Linked DNA regions of Homo sapiens: region 1 is linked to region 2. The links are chromatin contacts, found by Hi-C or POLR2A ChIA-PET in ENCODE. All regions are on one chromosome and are shown on one strand. Each heading gives the region's core, a stretch centred on a gene start or an enhancer-like site at or near the end of the contact. The rest is flanking DNA. Distances are from core to core; before and after follow the strand shown.

Evidence for each region. Hi-C counts contacts between places; a loop is a spot of excess contacts on that map. ChIA-PET counts read pairs that join two places held with the same protein, here RNA polymerase II (POLR2A). Pooled maps may share reads with other maps.
Region 1: a loop to region 2 is called in a pooled map, with 3 times the contacts of the local background. The contact joins two enhancer-like sites. A Hi-C loop is called at or near these places in 2 of 168 maps with a recorded cell type or tissue (mammary epithelial cell and posterior vena cava) and 2 of 50 pooled maps. POLR2A ChIA-PET finds 5 or more read pairs at or near these places in 1 of 52 experiments (OCI-LY7).

The regions. Positions count from the first base shown.
Region 1 is chr19:2,886,448-2,890,415 of GRCh38, reverse strand. No RefSeq gene overlaps it. Among named protein-coding and RNA genes, the nearest start is that of ZNF57, 12 kb to the left of the region's middle. RefSeq lists a silencer at 2,654-2,831. Within about 2 kb of position 1,520, at least 12 of the 41 ENCODE cell types and tissues checked have a DNase peak (open chromatin) inside an H3K27ac peak, as active enhancers do.
Region 2 is chr19:3,282,618-3,286,648 of GRCh38, reverse strand. It overlaps CELF5 (CUGBP Elav-like family member 5), which reads right to left. Exons shown (of 13, transcript NM_021938.4): 9 at 1,685-1,747; 10 at 624-707. Among named protein-coding and RNA genes, the nearest start is that of CELF5, 60 kb to the right of the region's middle. Within about 2 kb of position 1,293, at least 10 of the 41 ENCODE cell types and tissues checked have a DNase peak (open chromatin) inside an H3K27ac peak, as active enhancers do.

The DNA of each region.
Region 1 (3,968 bases), core at 271-2,770, 400 kb after region 2:
AGCCTGGGCGACAGAGCGAGGCTCCATCTCAAAAAATAAATACATATAAATAAATAATAAAAATAAACTCACCTGAACCTTTTTAGATAAGCAAAACCAATTTTTTTCCACTTCCTTGGCAACCGAACAGAGAATGGCGTGAGAAAGAAGAAATCGCGAGCCGTCATTGCTTTCTTGGAACCCAACCTGAAATTAAGAAAGGCCACCAGGGCCATGCCTCTCTCACCTCAGACACAGATTCAGAGAGAAGCGAGAAGGCACCTCTGTCCCCAAGTTCCTGGGGCCTGAGCTCTGCACACACCGTAGGTCTGAAACGTGAACTTCCCTTTGAGGGTCATCCTGGGCGGAATTCCAGTCCTTAGGTATCTGCACGTATTCCCAGGCTTGAGGCCATTTCAACCCTAAATCAGGAATTCCAAGTCTGGTTTTGTGTCTTCTGACTACGAATCTTGCCTAGAGATGCAAAGGTGTGACCGGGTGTGCTGGCTCGCGCCTGTAATCCCAGCACTTTGGCAGGCCGCGGTGGGTGGATCACCTGAGGTCAGGAGTTCGAGACCAGCCTGGCCAACATGGTGAAACCCCGTCTCTACTAAAAATACAAAAATTAGCTGGGCGTGGTGGTGCGCGTCTGTAGTCCCAGCTGCTCGGGAGGCTGAGGCAGGAGAATGGCTTGAACCTGAGAGGTGGAAGTTGCAGGGAGCCAAGATGAGGCCACGGCACTCCAGCCTGGGTGACAGAGCGAAACTCTGTCTCAAAAGAAAAAAAAAAAAAGAGGCCAGGCGCGGTGGCTCATGCCTGTAACCCCAGCACTTTGGGAGGCCGAGGCAGGCAGATCACAAGGTCAGGAGATGGAGACCATCCTGGTTAACACGATGAAACCCCGTCTCTACTAAAAATACAAAAAATTAGCGGGGCGTGGTGGCGGGCGCCTGTGGTCCCAGCTACTCGGGAGGCTGAGGCAGGAGAATGGCGTGAACCCAGGAGGCGGAGCTTGCAGTGAGCCGAGATTGCGCCACCGCACTCCAGCCTGGGTGACAGAGCGAGACTCCGTCTCAAAAAAAAAAAAAAAAAAAAAGAGAGATGCGCAGGTGTCTCATCTTAAGCGTATTCCCCTGGAGGCCTGCCATGTGGCAGTGAGGTGACCGGAAGTAGAAAACGAGGACAATCAGACCTCGAACTCACACCCCTCAGCTACAGGAACCGGCGCTGCCACCTCGTCATTTCAGCATCAATCCTGCAGGCGTCACGCTACGTCACATCCGGGAGAGGCCGCGCTGCCGACAGGTGCAACATGCGGCGGCGACGCCCCACTCTAGTCCCGAACGCTAGCCTGAGGCTCGGGACCGCACATGCGCATTCCCCACGGAGGCCACCGCCCCCTGGCTTCCTGGTAGTCCGTGGACACCAGGCGGTGTCTGTGGTCCCCTCCTTCTCGGGCACCTTGCTCGTCCACTGCTTGGGGCACCACTCGGGGAACCCGAGCGCTTTGGAAATGTGGTTCAAAAAAGGACAGCCCTTAAACGCTAGGGTCCCGCCCCTCAGATTGCTCCCAGCATGCAACGCGGCCCCTCCTCCAAAGCCGCTGTGCCCTGGAGGCAGCTGGGAGCTCCAACCGAGCATGGTGCACAGGTGCAAGCGGGTTGTGCTTCCTGTTTGGGGAGTTGTGTCGTTGGTTTTCCGGAAAGCTCGGAAGGAAGGGGCTCCACCACAATAAGGATTTGTGTATCTAAACATACCGAGCCATGCAAAAGGCACAGTTTTCCAAAGACGTTGTAGCAACTTAGCATTTTTTTAATTTTTATTTATTTTTTCTTTTTAGAGATGGGGGGGGTGGTCTCACTGTGTTGCCCAGGCTGGTCTTGAACTCCTGGGCGCAAGCGATCCTCCCGCCTCAGCCTCCCAAAATGCTGGGACTACAGGCGTGAGCCACTGTGCCAGCCACAACTTAGCATTTCTGTTGCACATATTCAGCAATAGCATTTTCCTGGATGTTTTGGGCTTTCAGTCAGTATGGTAGGGAGTAGTAGTATGTCATTTTCGCTCTAATTTGCATTTCCCTTAAGAAAAAACTGAATTATCATTTAAATATTAGCCACTTGGACAAGCTTCCTTTGTGAATGATTAATCAAATCTGTAATTTTACTTCTCTATTGTGCTGCCTGCCTTCTTAGTAATTTATAGGAGCGTTTAGACTCTGTATGCAAGCCCTTTGCCAGATCTGTGTATCGCACGTTTCTTCTTCCATTCTATAAACTCTCTTTTCACTCTGCTATGGTGCCTTTTGTTTTGTAGCTTCTAATATCTGTTCATTCTATTTTATGGTGTTTTTGTGTTTTCAGAAATGTTTGCTTATTCCAATTCATGATCTCTTATGTTTTCACATTTATCTTCGGTGATAAATCTGGAAACAATTTTCATTTATGGCATGATGTAGAGGTATAGATACATTTTATGTTTGTGTAAAGTTCCTGGCTAAGGGGCAGAGGCAAGGACATGACCAAGCAGACACATATTGGCTGGAAATGCTCTCAGAGAAAGCGGGAGAAGCTCAGCTCAGATCCACGTGGAGATGTACTGAAGAGTTCCGGTAGATGGCGGGTGGTACCAAAGCAGAAAAAATGGTTGTAACCATCAATAAGGCCACGCAGCACTAAATGCCAGCCTACACTGACAGCCACTTGGCAAGACACAAGGTCCAACAGTAGAGGACTTTACAAAGGTTCCTGGGCCCCACGTGTGTGTAGAATGGGTGGGCTGCTTCAGCCATAGCCTTGGTCTGAGCAGCTTCCTAAATACTACAGCCATTGGCTTCGCTTGCTTGAGCTGGTTTAACCCTCTTTTATTAATTCTGACCGATGCTCTCTGCTACCATCTAGTGATAACTAATGAAAACGCAGACTACTTAAAACCTTAAAACAACTGATGTCAGGCTATTTACAAGACTGCAGAGGACAATGACTTGTGCATTTTAGAGCTCAAGCCAGAATAACCTTGCTCTTTTGTGATGGGTTTGACTTTCTTTCATATTGGATTAAATCTAGACTTACTGATGGTGCAGTAAAAATTGACACTTGTGTGCACAAAAAGAGAAAAATGACACCGTCCTGTTTTATGTGTGAACATTGTTACTTGCCGTAAAGTTCCCCATGGTTCCCGAGATAAAAAGACATCGTGAAAGGCCCTATAAAAACGAATGCGAAAAAACCACCCCAATTTGTGCCCGTGTGGAACTGGAGAATGGCAAAGATGAGCTGCCTCTGCCCAGTCCTGGATAAATATCAGGTTCCTCAGCAAAATAAATGTGGTTGTTGTGATCTAAATTTTAGGGGGGCGGGGGCAGGCGCGGTGGCTCACACCTGTAATCCCAGCACTTTGGGAGACCGAGAAGGGCGGATCACCTGAGGTCAGGAGTTTGAGACCAGCCTGACCAACCTGGAGAAACCGCGTCTCTCCTAAAAATACAAAATTAGCCAGGCGTGGTGGCACATATCTCTAATCCCAGCTACTCGGGAGGCTGAGGCGGGAGAATCGCTTGAACCCGGGAGGCAGAGGTTGCGGTGAGCCGAGATCGCACCATTGCACTCCAGCCTGGACAATAAGAGCAAACCTCCGTCTCAAAAAATAAAAAATAAATAAATAATTTTGGGGGCGGCATTATGCAGCCATAGAAAGTCAGAACACTGGCATTATGTGACATGTCCTTCCATCCACACCAGGTGACCCTACTAATGTATGAAGTCTTTGAATTTGGCTCTAATTTTGAGATAGTTGTATTTTTAATCACTTTAAGGAATTATTTTCCTAAACAAGTATTTTTACGCTTGATCTTACCCAAAAGGCCGAGAAGCGATCTAAACAAGTATTTCTAAACAGAAATAGAAATTTACTTATGTACAAATACACCCTTACCTCCCTGAGGATATTTCTCATCTCCTTGGTGAATTATATGAACGTATTTGGATTTTCCA
Region 2 (4,031 bases), core at 44-2,543:
TGATCCTCCTGCTCCAGCCTCCTGAGTAGCTGGGACTACAGGTGCACACCACTACACCTGGCCAATTTTTAATTTTTTTGTAGACATGGGGTCTTGCTAAGCCAGGCTGGTCTTGGACTCCTGGGCTCAAGTGATCCTCCCACCTCGGCCCCCAAAACGCTATGTAATTACAGGCGGGATCTACCGCACATGGCAAGAACTGTATGGATTTGAACCCTGACTGTCAGACTCCAGAATCGAATCCCTCCCTCCTTCGACAGCCTTGGCTTTACTGGGGAGGCCTCATTACCTGATACCTCATCGTGCCATGCCCCAGCCTCAAAAAGGGTTTCCTTTCCAAAAAATCCAGAGAATCACTCTTGGTTCTGGAGAGGGCTGGTAGGAAGTCACTGCTATTCCTACGGGGTCGGGGCGAGCATGGTTCTCTTTTCGGAGGAGGAAACAGAGAGGGAGATTCCCAGGGGTCAGCGGCTGCACCGGGACTCAACTCTGGCCTGTCCAGCCCCCAGGCCGCACTCTCAGCCCCGCGGGTCCCAGAGGCCCGGGCCAGACACGGAGCCTGCAGGTGGACAGGGCGGGCAGAGGGCGGGGCTGGCGCCCAGGGGAGGTTGCGGCCGCCTCACCTTCTCGCTGCTGCTGCTGCAGGAGGGGCGGCGGCTGGGGGACGCTGTGCGCGATGGGCGTGATGGCCGCGGTGGGGTACATGGCTGCGGAGACCGGAGCGAGACACAGGGCGAGGAGGGGCGTGAGGCCACGTGGGCGGCCTGGGCCGCTGGGCGGGGAGGGGGCGGGGCCATAAGAGGGTGGGGCCAAGGCAGGAGTGGGTGTGATCATGGCCTTTGTGGGGAGGGTTTGGGGGCGGGGCCAGGCCAGAGGGCGGGGCCAAGATCACAGACGAAACGGGGAGGGGCTATTGCCTGAGGGGCGGGGCCATGGTGGAGGGCAGGGCCAATACCGAGACGGGGCGGGGAAGGGGGGGTGGGGGCGGACCCCATGGCGTGAGGGGAGGGGTATAGGGGTTGGGCCACAGTAGAGGGCGGGGCCAAGGCTACAGGACAGTCCAGAGTGGGCGGGACCATTGCTTGAGGGGTGGGGTCACAGTGGAGGGCGGGGGCAAGACTGGGATGAAGGGCATGAGTGGGGCGGGGCCGTGACTTGATGGAGGGCTATGTGGGCAGGACCATGAGTTAAGGGGCGGGGCCGCAGCAGAGGGCGGGGTCACAGCCAGGCCTTAAGAAGTAGAGCCAGAGGTAGGGGCGGGGCTTTATCAGAGAGGCGTGGTCAGAGTAAAGGCAGGAAGTGAGGGGCGGGGCTAGGAGCTGCAGGAGGGAGGGTAAGGGGCAGGGCCGAGAGCTGGGGTTGGGTCAGAGCTAGAGACGTGGTCAAGGGGAATTCCCTCTCCCCAACACAGAACATGAGAGGGTAAGGCCATGGGTAAGCGCTGTCCTTAAAGGACAAGGGAAGGTCCTGTTTGCGGGTATAGGTGGTGGTGGGGTGGGACCAGTAACAGGGCCCGGGGTTGAATACAGGACAAGGGGCTAAGGGTGGGCCCTGAGGGGCGGGGCCAGAGGTAGGAGGCGCGGCTAGGCACAGAAGAACGACACGTCCGGGGCGGGCCCTGGGGGCGGGGCCCTAGGCGGGGGCGGGGCCAGGGCCCAGCGCGGGCACGCGGGCTGCCTCCTACCTGTGTACTGCTGGACTCCGGAGAAGGCAGGATGCAGTGTCTCGGCCACAGTCGGGCTCTGAGCTGCGGGCAGACAGAGGGGCTGAGTGGGGCGGGAGCAGCAGAAGTCTTCCATCCACCCCCGATCCTTAAGAGCCGCAAGGACAGCAACAAACACCCCGCCCAGCTTCTCCTCTGTGCTAAACCCTCTGTAGGACCAGGAAGCTGAGGCCGAGGAAGGTGAAGCCACTTGCACAGGGCCACTCAGATAGCAAATGGCAGAAGCTGAACTGGAATCCGGGTTTCTCGGACTCCAGAGAGAGATCACCATCGTCCCCATCTCCCTCTCCCTATCCCGACCCGGTTGCCTCCCAAGGGGGACCCTTCACTCCTCTCTACTCCCTGGATTCACCAGGACTTCAGCCTCCACCTCAAATCACCACCTGCCCCCATCCCCTGCCCCGTCTCCCTCTCCACATGAGTTTCCTCATCAGACACCCTGTAGCTCCCCCATCTAGCTGTAGCCTTCCTGCTACCGCTAGGGAAAGGGGTAGGGGAGGGAAGAAGTTGTCCAGGCCACCAAAGCTGATGATTCTGGGGAAAAATTCAGCCAAACAATTCTGCCCGAATGGAGAGTGTGCTGGAGGGCAGGGGATAGTGGTGGTGACTGTGACTTCAAAGGGGTGGCAGGAAGGAGTTCACTTTGTGGGCAAGAAGCAGTTCTGTATCTTCACTGTGGGAGATCCACAAGTCTGCATCTGTGACAAAATGGCAATTAACCGCCCCTGCACACACACACACACACGTGCACAGAGTGCATACAAAAACTCGTGAAATCAGCTGGGTGTGGTGGCTCACACTTGTGATCCCAACACTTTGGGAGGCCGAGGAAGGAGGATCGCTTGAGCCCAGGAGTTTCGAGACCAGCTTGGGCAACATAGCAAGACCCTCATTTCTTAAAAAATAAAATAAAATCGAAAATTAGCCAAGCATAATGGCACGTGCCTGTAGTCCCAGTGACTTGGGAGGCTGAGGTGAGAGGTGAGAGGATCGCTTCAGCCCAGGAGTTCGAGAGTTCAAGGCTGCAGCGAGCTATGATCACGCCACTGCACTCCAGCCTGGGCGACAGAGTGAGACTCTGTCGCTAAATAAATAAATGGTGAAATTTGAATACCGTCTGGAGTTGAATTAATTGTATGGTGCCAGTGTTAGTTTCCTGGGTTTGACAGTGACCTATGATTAGATAAGCTGCTGGCATCAGGGAAGCTGTGTGAAGGGTACCTGGGACTGCTCTGTGGTATTTTGGTAACTCCCTGTGAACCTCCAATCATTTCAAAATAAAATGTTAAGGCCAGTCACAGTGGCTCACACCTATAATCCCGGCACTTTGGGAGGCCTGCTTGAGCCCAGGAATTTGAGGCCAGCCTGGGCAACACAGCAAGATCCCGTCTGTACAAAAATTTAAAAATTAGCCGGGCGTGATGGCACATGCTTGTAGTCCCAGCTACAAGGAAGGCTGAGGTGGGAGGATTGCTTAAGCCCCAGAGATGGAGGCGGCAGTGAGCTGCGACGACACCACTGCACTCCAGCCTGAGTGACACAGTGAGACACTGTCTCTAAAACTAAATAAATAAAAATAATTAAAAAAATAAAAAGTTAGAAACAAATTCTCCTACATGGTGGAAAGACAGATAACTTACTTCACATAAATTAGATGTTGGAAGATGTTTGCCCTAAAATTGTAGGTGTAGCATAGAGAAAGGAAGGACCTCTGCTTCATGAAAGCAGGTGCAGCCTAAATCAGTGGGTCATTCATTCTGTGTTGAATGGATAAATGAATGAATCCAGGCATTGATATCTCCCCAAATGACACAGATGAATAATTAAGATTTATGGGCTGGGCGCAGTAGGTGAATCACCTGAGGTCAGGAGTTCGAGACCAGCCTGGCCAACATGGTGAAACCCCATCTCTACTAAAACTACAAAAATTAGCCGGGCATGGTGGCATGCGCCTGTAATCCCAGCTACTTGGGAGGCTGAGGCAGGAGAATCACTTGAACCTGGGAAGCGGAGGTTACAGTCAGCCAAGATTGTGCCACTGCAATGCAGCCTGGGCGACAGAGTGAGACCCTGTGTGAAGCCTTTTGCACACAGATTAAATTGTCAATGCAACCCTCTGAGGCTACTGATGTTATCTGCCCCATTTTCCAGATGAGCAAACTGAGGCTCAGGGACGTAAAGAGCCCATCCAGGGTCACTGAACTGGAATTTAAGCTCAGAAACATCCAGATGCACCGTTTTAATGTGTTATTACCCTGCCACGGCCTCCCTTCCTGTGTCCACAGCTCTTATCTGCTCAGCGGAGACA